3 separate regions of the Homo sapiens genome follow, and all the other regions are linked to region 3. Evidence: read pairs that join two places in POLR2A ChIA-PET (ENCODE). Cell type or tissue: OCI-LY7. All regions are shown on one strand. Each heading gives the region's core, and the rest is flanking DNA. Links, peaks and the distances in the headings are about the cores only.

What was found. Peaks named below come from ENCODE experiments on the same cell type or tissue, not always from the same donor. Only the 100,000 strongest peaks of a DNase experiment are listed, where the experiment ranks them.
Region 1: POLR2A ChIA-PET joins it to region 3 with 5 read pairs; 10 of 35 experiments call an interaction of 5 or more read pairs at or near these places.
Region 2: POLR2A ChIA-PET joins it to region 3 with 6 read pairs; 5 of 35 experiments call an interaction of 5 or more read pairs at or near these places.

Annotation. Positions count from the first base shown.
Region 1 is chr10:67,754,413-67,760,374 of GRCh38, forward strand. It overlaps a transcript of CTNNA3 not described here. Among named protein-coding and RNA genes, the nearest start is that of TRS-TGA1-1, 7.1 kb to the right of the region's middle. In OCI-LY7, for the core only: no CTCF peak of the experiment used is centred there; no DNase peak of the experiment used is centred there.
Region 2 is chr10:67,627,362-67,634,081 of GRCh38, forward strand. The region is part of intron 2 of CTNNA3 (catenin alpha 3); the gene reads right to left. Among named protein-coding and RNA genes, the nearest start is that of CTNNA3, 65 kb to the right of the region's middle. In OCI-LY7, for the core only: no CTCF peak of the experiment used is centred there; no DNase peak of the experiment used is centred there.
Region 3 is chr10:67,696,476-67,698,975 of GRCh38, forward strand. It overlaps a transcript of CTNNA3 not described here. Among named protein-coding and RNA genes, the nearest start is that of CTNNA3, 1.5 kb to the left of the region's middle. RefSeq lists an enhancer at 1,420-1,469. In OCI-LY7, for the core only: CTCF peaks have their summits at 1,339 and 1,552; a DNase peak (open chromatin) is centred at 1,386.

The DNA of each region.
Region 1 (5,962 bases), core at 3,463-5,962, 61 kb after region 3:
CCTATGTAACAAACCTGCACATCATGCAAATGTATCCCAGAACTTAAAATAAAATAAAATTTAAAAAAAGAGGGAATGAAACTAGACCCCTATCTCTCACCATACACAAAAATCAAATCAAAATGGATAAAAGACTTAAGTCTAAGACCTGAAACTATGAAACTAGTATTAATAGAAGAAAACATTGGGGAAATGCTCCAGGACATTGGTCTGGGCAAGATTTTCTGTGTAAGACCTCAAAAGCACAGGCAACCAAAGCAAAAATAGACAACTGGGATTTTATCAAGATAAAAGTCTTCTGTACAGCAGAGGAAACAATCAACAAAGTGCAAAAACAACCCATAGAACGGGGGAAAAGATCTGCAAACTACGTATCTGACAAAGGATTAATAACCAGAGTATATAAGGAGCTCAAACAACTCAATGGAGAAAAAAATGACAATAATCTGATCAGAAAATGGGCAAAAGAGCTGAATAGACATTTCTCAAAAGAATACATACATGGCTGGACATGGTGTCTCAAGCCTGTAATCTCAGCACTTAGGGAGGCTGACATGGGAGGATCAACTGAGGACAGAAGTTTGAGACCAGCCTGGAAAATATAGCGAGACCTTATCTCTACAAAACAAAAAAATTAAAAAATTACCAATGCCTGTAGTAGTCCTAGCTACTTATGAGGCTGAGGCGAGAGGATCACTTGAGCCCAAGAGTTCAAGGCCGCGGTGACCTATGATCACTCCACTGCACTCCAGCCTGGGTGACAGGATGAGACCTTATCTTTAAAAAAAAAAAAAGGTGATGATATACAAATAGCAATGGGTATATGAAAAAATGCTCAATATCACTAACCATCAGAGAAATGCATATCAAAACTACAATGAGATATCATCTCACCCCAGTTTAAATTGTTCTTATAAAAAAGACAAGCAATAACTGATGCTGGCAAGGATGTAAAGAAAGGGAAGCCATTATACGCGATTGGCAAGAATGTAAATTAGTACAGCCACTATGGAAAACAGTATGGAGGTTCCTCAAAAGACTAAAAATAGAACTACCATATGATCCAGCAATTCCACTACTGGGTATATATTCAAAAGAAAGAAAATCAGCAGGGCATGGTGGCTCATGCCTGTAATCCCAGCACTTTGGGAGGCTGAGGCAGATGGATCATTTGAGGTCAGGAGTTTGAGACCAGCCTGGCCAACATGGTAAAACCCCATCTCTACTAAAAATACAAAAATTAGCCAGGTGTGGTGGCACACGCCTGTGATCCCAGTTATTCATGAGGCTGAGTCAGGAGAATCACTTGAACCAGGGAGCTGGAGGTTGAAATGAGCCGAGATCACACCATTGCACTCCAGCCTGGGCGACAAAAGTGAGTCTCTGCCTCAAAAAAAAAAAAAAAAAAAAGAAAGAAAGAAAGAAAAGAAAATCAATATGCCAAAAAGATATATGCACTCCCATGTTTATCAAAGCACTATTCACGATAGCCAAAATATGGAATTGATCTAAATGCTCATCAATGGAAGAATGGATAAAGAAAAAGTGGTATAAATATTATCCAGCCATAAAAAAGAATGAAATCCTCTCATTTGCAGCAACATGTATGGAACTGAAGTTCATTATCTTAGGTGAAATAAGCCAAGCACAGAAAGACAGATATTGCATGTTCTGACTCATATGTGGGAGGTAAAACAGTGGATCTTATGAAGATAGAGAGTAGACTGGTGGTTACCAGAGGCCAGGTAGGGTGGGGGGAACAGGGAGATGAAAAGAAGTTGATTAACGGGTACATATTTACACCTATTCAATAGTTTAATAGAAGAACTAAGACCTAGTTTTTAGATAAATCAGTAGGGTGTCTATAGTCTACAGTAGTCTATTGTACATTTCAAAAAAGCTAGAAGAGAATAATTCAAATGTTTCTAGCATAAAAAAGACAAATATTTAAGGTGATGGATATCCTAACTACACCAATTTAATATTTACAAATCATGTATTAAATTATCATATGTACCTCAAAACAATGTACATCTATTATGCATCAATAAAAATAAATAATTTTTTAAAAGGCAAGTAACAATATTTTCAAAACACTAAAAGATAAATGAAGTAGCAATACATGCTGTAACATGGATAAACCTTGCAAATGTGCTAAGAAAAAAATGGACACAAAAAGCCACATATTATATAATTCTATTTACATAAAATGTAATAGGCAAACAGAATATAGAGACAGAAAGCAGATTAGTGATTGCAGGGGCTGAGGAAAGTGGGGAGTGAAGAGTGGTTGCTTAATGAGTTCAGGTTTTCCTCTTGGGCTGATAAAAATGCTCTGGAATATACATTAGTGACAGTAACACAATATTATGAATGTAATGGAAACCACTGAATCATACACTTGAATGGTTAAAATGGTGAATTTTACCTCAATATAACAAAAGTAGAAAAATTATCATGTACACAGTTACAGCTATGTAAAAAAATATATATAAGTATAGGGGAAAGGACTAAAAGAATAGTTTTTAAAAGACTTAGGTGGGTTGAGGTTTTTTTCTATTTTTCAAACTTTTTATTAACATCATATTGTTTTCACAACAAAAAAAGATAATTATCATATATTGAGTACCTACTACATATTAAGCACTGTGCTAGGCATTTTGAATCAAGAGTGTTTTCCAGCCTGCTGGATAAACAGAAAACATCTGACAGAAACATGGAATAGAGCAAATGTATCTAGTTCTAGGGGGAAAAACTGAATGCCTTAGTTATCTATTGCTGTATGACAAACTATCCCTAAACATGGCAGCTTTAAACAATAAATATTTAGCAAATATCTCTGTGTATTTAAAGGCATGGGCATAGATGAGCTCTCTAAGGTCAACGTGGTGGTTAATTTTACGTATCAACTCGACTGGGCTAACGGATGCTGTGATGGTTAATACTGAGTATCAACTTGATTGGATTGAAGGATGCAAAGTATTGTTCCTGGGTGTGTCTGTGAGGGTGATGTCAAAGGAGATAAATATTTGAGTCAGTGGACTGAGAGAGGCAGACCCACCCTCACTCTGGGTGGGCACCATCTAATCAGCTGCTAATGCGGCTAGAATAAAGCAGGCAGAAGTTGGAAAGAACAGACTTGCTGAGTGTTCCGACTTTCATCTTTCTCCTGTGGTGGATGCTTCCTGCCCTCGAACATCAGACTCAAAGTTCTTCAGCTTTTGGACTCTTAGACTTACACCGGTGGTTTGCCAGGGGCTCTCAGGCCTTTGGCCACAGACTGAAGGCTGTTGCACTGTCAGCTTCCCTACTTTTGAGGTTTTGGGACTCAGAGTGATCCACCACTGGCTTCCTTGCTCCTCAATCTGCGGACAGCCTATCGTGGGACTTTACCTTCTGATCGTGTGAGTCAATTCTCCTTAATAAACTCTCTTTAATATATACGTCTATCCTATTAGTTCTGTCCCTCTAGAGAACCCTGATTAATACAGATGTCCAGATATCTGGTAAAATGTTATCTATGGGTGTGTTTGTGAGGGTATCTCCAGAAGTGATAAACATCTGCATCAGTAGACTGAGTAAAGAAGACCACCCTCACCAATGCAGGCAGGAAGTATCCAATCCACTGAGGGCCTAAATAGAACAAAAAGGCAGAGGAAGGGCAAATTTTTTCTCTCTTTTATTGAGCTGAGATATCCATCTTTTCCTGCCCCCAGACATCAGCATTCTTGGTTTTTGAGCTTTCAGACCCGAACTGAACTATACCACCAGTTTTCCTGGTTCTCCAGCTTGCGGATGGCAGATCTTGAGACTTCTCAGCCTCCTTAACCACATAAAACAATTCCTATAATAAATCTCCTCATGTGTATATGTATATACACACACACACACACATATATATAAATATATATACACACACACACACACACACACACACACACACATATATCTTAGCCACTCTGTTTCTCTAGAGAACCCTAATACAGTCAAGGAAAAAGACTTGGTTTTCCTATATAATTTAATAGCCCCCCAAAAAATAAGAATTAGTAAAAGGAATGACAGTATCTTGTAAAGAAATAAAATGGTGCTATAATCATAATTCCTTAAAGTTATAAGATGGGTGGTCTGCGGATCTAGTTGTGCCCCAATTATAATCCCAATACATTGATCATAGCTGTATTTTAATGTAATCCTTAAAATTGTCCATTTCAGTTGCCTTTATAAAAACCGCACTACATCAACCCCATATATAGAGCTTGTCCATAGAGTTTTATAGGGAATCAATTCAATTCTATAAATAACTGGGTATAAGATTTCATTCTTAATAAGCTTATTCTGCCCTTCGACATCTGATTTGGTTTAAAAAAAAATAGATTAAGATGTCTTTGGTAAGTCCAGATCTCTGCTATTACAAAGTCAAAGAAAACTACTTTTTTGAGAATTTGAGGTTGAATATTACACTGGTATCACACATTTAAGAAAAGAAGACCCCATCCTTCTTGATTCTTCTTCTTACTTCTTAATTGGCCATGGCATTAAGAGACTGCTTAGGTAGGAAAATCCTGTAAGTAAGCTGCCCCTACCTAAGCTGCTTAGGTAGGAAAATCCTGTAAGTACTAACTAGGATATATCTTCAATCTTCTTCAAACATTTATGTATAAGTACCACAGTGACTAAAATCCAACCCACAATTAATTGCTGAAGCTTTAAAAGTACGGTCATTTGCAATGCAGCAATTCCTTGATAATTATTTCCATCACTTTTCACGATACCTTTAATTTACTGACTAAATCTTAATGAAGGTTTTATTGCCAGTAACTTCATAATTTTCTTTGTCCAATTTGTACTAAGTCCTCTCACATATGGTATCCAAAACATATACCTAGAGTTATTCTCCAATTCATATAAAATTACAGAAAAGAAATCCTAAATAGTGGCAAAGCCTCTAAAACTCTGCAGTTGTTGTCAAACCTATTCCTTTTGAGTGAAGTGCAAAAGCACACAAGGCAGCTAAGTTAATATTACCATACTTTGATCACCTCTTGTTGGTTACTATGTGTTTTGTGTGAAATTTTCATAATACAATTGTGTAAAAGAAAGAACAAGGATTTGGGGTCTGATTGGCCTAGCTTGAATTGTGTGGTAGGCAAAAATCTAAGATGTCCCCAAGATTCCCACCCCTGCTGTTACACTCCCTAAATAATCCCCTTCACTTGTGCAGGACTTGTGAATATAATAGAATAATCACTTTGATAACTGCATTCTATTATATAAAACTCCATTGTAGCAGACTATAGAGGAATTATCGTGCTGACCTTGAAGAAGCAAACTACCATGTTGTGGAAACAGCCACACGGCAAGGAAAAAAGTGGGTAGCCTATAGGAACTGAAAACGCCCCCCTACTGACAACCAGCAAGTCTTACAACCATAGGAGCTAAATTCTGCCAACAACTAGTTATCTTAGAAGAGGACGCCAAACCTCAGATGAGATTGCAGCCCCAGTCACCACCTTGAGACCTGATGAGACCCTAAGCAAAGAACCCAGTCAACACATAACCACATTCCTCACCCACAGAAACTATGAGGTAATAAATTTGTGTTGTTTTACGCCACTAAGTTTATGGTTCTTTCTTATGCAGCAATAGAAAACGAATACAAGTCACATGCCCATTCCTTGGCCAGAGGAGGGTGGGATATCTTGATTGACAGATAAAGTAAAGTTTCATCCAATGGCAGAGGGGTGGTGCCCCTTAAGTACAATTAAGGTGTCAGTATCAGTTGGGAGGATAGATATTGGAATAAAGAACAAAAATTACCCATCACAACACATTCGTTATCTGACATATGCCTTCAACATTCAACTCGTGACTCTTCCCTACTGGAGGCATTGTCTACTGCCATCTACACGTCTCAATTTATATGCCATTGTGCCAGAGACTAACAAATAATACATGAGGGCAA
Region 2 (6,720 bases), core at 314-2,813, 69 kb before region 3:
CTAGAGTAGGGACAATGGGGAGGGACCTGTGTCCAGTATCTCAAAGGCCTTAGTTAAGATAAAATTAGCTGATGCTGGTTTTGCTTTTTCAAAAAAAATACATAATAACCTAAATAAATAGCTTTATTTTCCATGAATAATTCAAATATAACTGTTAAAAAATATTTTTCAATAATTTAAAATCTTAAGGACATGTTATGTTAAGTAGTAGAGAATCATGAAATGTTTGAGTCATTTCTAAGTAAGTTAAAATACTAAAACATTAATTATTAAGCATAGTTTAGATAATTTTGACATCTTGTTCTTATATGGCATAGAAAAGCTAAATATATCTGTATCTGTTAATGAGCAAAAAACTGATGAAACATCTTTCTAAAAATTATAAAATTGTTTTCATTTACAAACACTGATATAAAACAGTTCAAAATTACTTACTTCCTAGGTTTTCAGTAGAAACTAGGGTTACTAAGAGTTACTATTATAATTAGTATATAATTAAAACTACTGTATATGATAAACAACTATGTATGGAGTATGTAAGGGAAGTAAAATGTTATAAGGTATGAGGATGTGCTTTTGTTGAGAAAAAGCAATTTCATATAGTTCAGAGATTATGTAAAGGTTGTTTCAAAATGAGAAAAATGATATAAATAAAACTAAATGGGTATAGAAAGTTGAGAAAGAGAGAATTTCAAAATAATTAAGGTGAATGAAATATTTAATATTTAATATTAAATTTATTTAAAATTTACTATTTGTTTTTAAACTGAGCCTTAAAATCAAAAATAGTCTACAAAACTAGAATTTTATTTTCTCCTTTGAACAAGATTTTCATATAGTATCAATAAGAAATAGTAAACGACTTTGGTTCACATTTTGAGTAAACTGCAAAAAAAAAAAAAGGGGAGAAACAGCTTTTGTGTGCCTCATGCTATCTTAATAGGTCTTTTGAGTATTTGAAAAACTAAGTCTCATCTCTGTCAAACTGTCAAAGAGTAAAGGTTTTGGCTTTTGGAAATCCTTTATTACACCAGCTAAATGAATGACTTTATTTCACAGTAATTTTTGATCAAATATTTTAAATGTTTGACATACTTGACAAGCTTCCCAAAATCAACCTTCAAATTCTAAAGTAAGTCTTTTTGACTTCAAACTAACTTTGGGATTTTCCCAAAGACCCCTGAAGTATCCAAAAGAGAAATAATAAACAGGTTTAGTTTATATATTAAATTATATGGGAAGAACTGTCAAATAACAAATAATGTTTAACCTTTTTTCTGAGTTATATTTATATGGCTATCTTGTTAGTATGTGTTCCAAAACTGTATGAGATTTCTTAAAATATGATATATCTTGGTATATGTTGTCATTCATAATTATGAGTGTTATGTTGAATTGTTGTAGGCCACAAAAAAAAGACCAAATATCTTTGTCAATTGTTTATTTAACCATGGCCATTTTAAGTCCCATTGTCCACAGTTAATTGTTTTATTCTGATGCTTTTTTTTTCTTGAAAGCTCTTCCCAAATCCTGAAGTATGGGTCTTCAAAGAAGTTCATGGGAATAACACTGACAAATAAAGGTTTCTGACAACTCTGAAACTGTATAAGTGAATCAATGAACTGTGTAAAAATTCCAGAACTCTAATAAAAAAAAAAACTGGACTCATAAAATTGCTAAACTACCATCAAGCAGAACAATAATTAATTACATGGGACTGAACTGATAAAAGACTGAAATGATTATTTATGATTTTTTATTTAGGCTAATTATTTTTATGTTTTGTTCTCCAGAGTTAAAAAAAAAACAACAACTTTTTAAAGGCTACAATTCCCCTGTGTTATGCACACTGAAATAAATTTTATATGTCCTTTCTCCTATTAATCTGCCTTTTCTCAATTGATTTTTCACCCGAACTTCCAGAGGGCAAAGGAGAAATTTGGCCTTCACCCCTACACTGCTTTGAAGCCACTAGGACATGGCTACCTTGGCATGTTCATTTCCAGTTTCCCAGAGTACCACCAGCAGCAGTCACCATCCACCAGCAATAAGCTGAAGCCAGACAAAACTGGAATACACGGCAGATACGCTGGTTTGGGAGCACAAGTGAGTCATAATTCAGAGACTTCAAAATTTGGAAATGCAGGAATGAACAGAAGAGAAAAGAGGTTTTATAGGAAAATCCCCACTCTAGCACAAGCAAGTGAGGTCAATTACAGGAACTCTGGATTGCTGCTGCTAATGGGACTTCCTTTGAACTTGCAAGGGTAGAGTAGGAGGCCAGGGAATCAGATTACATAAGGATAAGCATCTGGCCTACATGGCCCAGTGGTCTGGGAACTGAAAACAATGAGTCCCACAGAGGCTGAAGTATAATTCTGAGAATAGAATGTAGTTTGGAAACTGAAAAAAATCTGTTAAAACCCTGGCAACTAGGTAATCTTATTGTTCCTGAACAGCAGGAGTTTGTGAATCCAAACCTGAAAATGCCACATTCACTATGACTCAACTCTTCCCCTTGTTTCTACTTTCTGTGTATCTTTCAGCTTTGCACCTAATAGAACTGTTTAACCCTAGGTACTAACTGCTTAAATCTCAGAATATAGTCAACTCCTCAAAAAGAGGATGCTAACGGGACCAATTCATAATCATCCCCCAGAGGCAGAGCTCTCATGGCAGAGCACGTCACAGGGTTCTTGCCAACCTATAACTGAGTGTCACTAAGTCAGTTGCCCACCCTGATAAAGTTAGCTGTAACAAGGGTGCCAAAGTGTCTTGAGAGCATTATGGAGACTTAACAAAAGGAACCCCTAAAAAGAAGGCAAAGGGAATGTAATAGTTATTAAGGCTGTTCACAAATATTCCCATTGTCCTCTGGGCACAGGGCAGGATCACATACCCAACATCCACTTTGACCACATAACTTGCTTTGACAAAAGCAATGTAAATAGAGGATTGACATATGTCATGTCCAGGTGAACATTTTAGGAGTTCTCGCATGATTTATCATGTTCCATTTCCCCAGTTGCAATGACAGTGGAAGCACATGTTGAGATAAGTCTATATTAGCCTGGGTCTCTGAGTGCCTGTCTCAAGCAGAAACCCCAGCTCACATTGAACATGTAGCTTGAGCAGGAAATAAATTTTATTAAGCCTCTGAGATTTGGGGGTTGTCTTCTTATCACAGCACAACCTTGCTTATGCTGACTAATACAGGGGCTGGTAGGTAAACTTGCCCCAGTGAGTATTAAAAGCTATCCCCAAGGGGACAGGTGGGAGACACTATGGAGGTAGAAATGAAAAAAAGGCCAAGAGGTCCTACAATACTTAGAGGTGAACGACAAAGAAATAATGTTTATTACTGTTCTTCTAACTCTAGATTTACTTCTTGAAAACATGGGATATATTTACAGTCAGAAAATACATTTGACCTTTGCCCTTCAAAAAAAAACTTTACAAAAGATAACACATTATAAAGAGTTTGTTATTACTATTATTTTAAGGGATTTTGAGTAAGTCAATTCTTTTAACTCACATTCAACATAAATCTGACACCTACCAAACTGTATTTTGCAGCAAATAAGATTATAGACAGTTTCATTATATAATGACTGTAGCATGATCTAGCAGTTTATATCCCCTTCAGAGAGTATACAACATAGAGATGTAAATTCTTTGAAGCACAATTCTGCATAAATAGACTTTCTGCATTGCATTGCCAAACTTGGATCTTGAAAGTGATAAAGTGCAGATGCCTACAGTTGCAGTCATAAAAATGTAATTGCTGAGAAATTATTTCTGATCCATTGGAAGAATTTATTACAGAGGGATGCAACTGTGTAAGTTATCACACAAGAAACTGAAAGTGAATGATTGAAATATATCCCAGGCTAAATATCCCTGCAAAATGACCCAAGAGAAAAAAATCTCTGTGCCCAAGAGAAAAAAAAAATACATTAAAGATAAATCAGGTTTGGTAGGGAAGAATTTGGTAACCATAAAAGAGCAGAATAAAGATTTATGAAGAAATGAATTCAGAAGTTAGAGTGACATAATAGTATCTATGACCAATTACTCCAAAAATTAAAATGTAATTTTGACTTTGAGTTATATACAGAGGTGATAAGTAATTTCTGTGGAACCCTGGAAGCAAAGGAATATAACATGAAGATAAATCATGAGGAAAGTGAAGAAATTTTTAATGGGACTACTGAATTAATAACTTTAGCTGGTGGCAATGTGAACTTAAAGACATGAACTTCTTTTGGAATGTTTTCCAGTGAAATCAGAGACTATATCATGTACTTAAACCATGTAACTATTTCAAATTAAACACTCTTTGTAACAGTAGCCAAAATATGGGAACAACCATCTACAGATGAATGAATAAAGAAAATGTGGTGTTTATGCAATCGAATACTATTCAGTCATAAAAAAAAGTAAATCCTGCCATTTTCTAACATGGATGAACCTGGAGGACATTATGCTAAATGGAATAAGCCAGACACAGAAAGGCAAATACTGTATGATCTCACTTATATGTGAAATCTAAAAAAGTTAAATTCAAAGAAGCAGAGGGTAAAAGGGTGGTTTCCAGGTGCTAGCGAATTGGGGAAATGGGGAAGATTGTTGATCAAAGGATATAAAATTTCAGTTTTAAGATGAATAAGTTTTGGGACTCTACTGTGTAGCATGGTGACTATAGTTAACATATTGTATTCTTTACTTGAAATTTGATAAGAAAGTAGATTTTAAGTGTCTTAGCCACACACACACACACACACACACACACACACACACACACAGTGGTAACTATGGGTAGAGATGGATGTGTTAATTCATTTGACTGTGGTAATCATTACACATTGCATACATACATCAAATCATCACATCGTACACCCTGAATGTACAGAATTTTTATTTGCCTCATTACCTGTCCATTAAATATATTAAAAAAAAAAAACACTCCTTCTCCTCCTCCCCTGGGGTAGATGGCGGCGGCTAGATTTGGAGCCCCAACCTCGCTGCCGGCACCAAGATGGACAATTAGAAGCAGCTGCGGTCTGCGCACTCAGAGAGGAAGGAAAGGAGCAAGTGAATTCAGCACCTTCAACTGAAGTATCCAGGTTCTTGCATTAGGGCTGACTAGGCAAACAATTTGACCCACGAAGAACAAAGAAAAGCAGGGTGGGGCGATGGTCCACCTGGGAGCAGCACGGAGCCAAATGAACCCCCACCCTGAGCCAAGTAAAGCAGTAAGTGATTGTGAGACCCCACCTGGAAAACCACGCTTTTCCCACGGATCTTTGTAATCCGTGGATCAGGAGATCCTCTCGTGAGCCCACACCACCAGGGCGTTGGGTCTGATACACAGAACTGTGTAGAATGTTGGCAAAGCAGCCGTCCAGGCACACACAGAGACCCAGGAGTTTTCCACACTCCAGCCCCAGGATCCCTGGCAAGACGAGAGATCTGTCCGTATATATCCCTAGGAAGGGGGCTAAAACCAGGGAGCCAAACAGCGTCATTCTGCAGGCCTGCTCCCACAGCACCCCACAAGTTAAGACCCACTGATTGGAATTCCAGCCAGCCAATGGCAACAGGCTGAGATGAGACCAAGTTCCTTGCGGGAGGGGCGGCCACCATCTCCATGGTTCAGTCGACTCAGCCATTCCAGCCTGATGGCTTTGGAGAATACAAATGGTCCAGACAAAGAAGGGTCCCCGACAATAGCACAGCTGCCTTGCCAGATTATAGCCAGACTGATTCTTTAAGTAGGACCCCAATCCATTCCTCCTCACAGGGTGGGACCTCCCTGTGGGGGTTTCAGCCACCCCAGCAAGGGCTCTACAGACAAAGCCCTGATCTCTCCCTGGGATGGAGCTCTCAGGAGGAGGGGTTGCCACACCATCTCTGTGGTTCAGTGGACTCAGCCATTCTAGCCTGCCAGCTTTGGAGAATACAAACGGTCCAGATGAAGAAGGATCCCTCACTCCCCGCCCCAACGCAGCATATCTGCTCCACCAGAAAGCATCCAGACTGCTTCTGATCCCATTCCTCCTGACCAAGTGAGCCCTCCCAACAGGAGTCTACAGACACTTCCTACAGGCACATTAGGAACAGCAACATGTCAGTACCCCCACTGGGACAGAGCTTCCAGAAGAAGGAGCAGGCTGCTGTCTTTGTTGTTTCACAGCCTTCACTGGTGATACTTCCAGGTAAGGAAAACTGAGGCAACTAGGGTCTGGAGTGGACCCCCAGCAAACCACAGCAGCCCAACAGAAGAGTGACCTGACTGTTAAAAGAAAAACAAACAGAAAACAACACAACACCAACAAAAAAGACCCCATAAAAACCCCATTAAAAGTGAGCTTGAAGACTATCTTGCTGAAATAGAGCAGGAAGACAAGATTAGAGAAAAAAGAGTGAAAAGGAAAAAACAAAACCTCTGAGAACTACAGGAATACATAAAAAGACCAAACCTATGACTGATTGGAGTACCTGAAAGAGACAGGGAGGATGGAACCAAGTTGGAAAACACAGTTCAGGATATCATCCAGGAGAACTTCCCCAACCTAGCAAAACAGGCCAACATATAAATTCAGGGAATGCAGAGAACCCCAGTAAGATGCTCCATGAGAAGATCAACCCCAAGACAAATAATCGTCAGATTCTTCAAGGTTAAAATGAAAGAAAAAATGTCAAGTGTAGCCAGAAAGA
Region 3 (2,500 bases), core at 1-2,500:
TCAATTATGTAAAATTCAATGTCTTCAGAACCCTAGAGATGATGGCATCAAGGCCATGTGTCACATCTGAGATCGTATTTTTCTTCTTCTGAAATATTACCTGTCTCATCCCTTGTACCAAGCATCACACTCTCTCCTTCCAGTATTTATGAGGAACCACATCATTATCAGTAAAGAATCTAAACTGAAGATTTACCAAAAACTCAATAGGTTAACCCATTATTAAATTTAAGCCACCAAAAAAAAAAGTCTTCTCCACCAAAATTTATTTTTTCTCTCTATGACTATTCTTTTTCACATTTCCTTTTCCCTTTTTTTTGATATCTTCTCCCTCAATATCTTCACATCCACTGAAACAATCTTTATCATTTCATCAATTCCTTGACATCCCACTCGAACTTCTGTGGCATTTCCTTGGACATTACCATTTTTCCGACTTTCTTCTAATAGCTTCTAAAACAAGAGGTGCTAACTAAAATATGAACTACTTGTTTGAGTTTTGGCAGTCCTGTTCTTAAAAGGCTGAATTCAAAATAAAAAGAAAGCATTTATTTATTGGCTCTCCAGATACTCTTAGCACAAATTTCAGGGAGCCAAGAGGAAAGGCAGGGTCTGGGAACTGTCAGAGAATCAACTATGAAAGGAGTTCATTTTATATGATTTTCAGGATAGCCTTCAAAACAACTGTATTTTTATGTAGCTACCTTTAAAATGGGCATAATTGACAATATATTTATCTAAAGATTCTTAGTTGCTAACATGCTATCCTCCCCAGATTTTTTTAAAGCAGCTTTTTCCCCCTGGAGAATCTAGGAATAGCATCTTTTCACAGTGAAACAAAGAGTAAGTTTTATGTCTCTCAATCCATCTTTTCTTGAATAAAGAAATCACTTGACACTTGCAAAATAGCAGGTTTTGTTTTAGAGCTTTAATAATGAATGTTTTCCAAACCAGGACTGTTGAATTGAGCCCAAGATGAGATATCCAAATTCTATCATAAGCCTAGCTTGTCCTGCTGTGAAACCACAATAAGTTACTTACCTGCCCTGTACCTCTCCTTTCCACCTACAAAATGTAGATGAGAACTCTTATTCTTTTCATTTGCTTTTCAGAGGATATGTGAATTAAATGGATAAAAGCTGAAGAGCTTTAAATTACACTGAACTCTTCAGAGATGCAATACAGATAAAACCTTCTTACAGAATTTGGTGTTATCAAAACAATTAAATATTATAAATATCTGAAATGTAATTTTAAAGAGCTTTTATAGTGGGTTTTTTTTTAATTCCTTCATAAAAATATCTGCAGCCTCCAAGGTAGTATTTAGCTGAAGTATTTCCCACTATAGCCACAAGAGGTCCCCTCCTAGCAATTCAAATCACGTTGGATTTGTTGATCACAGGCCCCATGGTCCTCTGTATTTGTATCAGTTTGCTGACAGAAAACATATATCACCTATGTCAAATTTCCATAGCTAACTATAGGGTAGGAGACAAAAGCAGAGAAATCTGCCTTTCTCTGTGTGATCGCTGAGGCATGCTGGAGGCTAAATAGTTCCTGTAAACTACACAGCCCCTGCATTTTGCATCCTGGCCCTCTTCCAGATTTTCACAGTAGTTCTTTCTTGTCACCTTGCCCAGTCTTGTTCAGTATTTATTCTCCTTCCCTATTTACTTGTTTCCTTTCTTTATACTTTGCAAACTTTAAAATTTTGGCTCACATGCCTCTTGCAAGCAATCAAACATTGAGGGTAGAAGAGCTGGGGAAAAAAAAAAGAGAGAAAAAAGAGAGAGAATAAATCAGGGCCATTACTAGCAATTCTCCCGAGGTAATCAAAAGTAAGTTTTTTCGTTCTGGGCATCAGGACCGGCCCCAAACAAAGTCATTCAATTGGATGTATTGAGAAGCCCCTTGATGCAGAGCCCTGTGTTAGGCGCCAGCTAGAAGATTACAGGAGAGAAGGGAGGCCTCCAAAAAGAAGATAATTCTATCCCTGTCAGTAGCCTCTCTTGGAAAATAAATCCTCCAGGGTGCAATATGTTCTTTAGTCAGAATGGAGTAGTTTCTTCTTGTCAATAAAATCCCTTATAGAATGAAAATCACTTTTGCATGAACCATGAGTCCATTTCATCTGTCCATAATATCTCAAAATACTGGCAATTTCAGGTTCGGGCTTTAAAAATATGTAATTTTCTGAACAGCCATAATACCTTTCTAAAATGAGATTTAAAGCTAGGAATAATCCCTGTTTGTGATAATTAAAACCATTTTTTTCAAAAATATGTGATAAATACTTCTGGCACCTTGTCAGGTATTTTAGGTGAATCTAAATGAATCTGCCCCTGATTTGAAGGTCTTATGTACTATTAATACAAAAAAAAAAAATGTTTCTCACTCTCCCTTCCCAACCATCCTTATTATTAGCAGCTAACCAACTCTCCTGCCTCACTAAGAAGAACAGAAGCCATCTGGAAGATGTTTCACATCTTTCCATCATCAA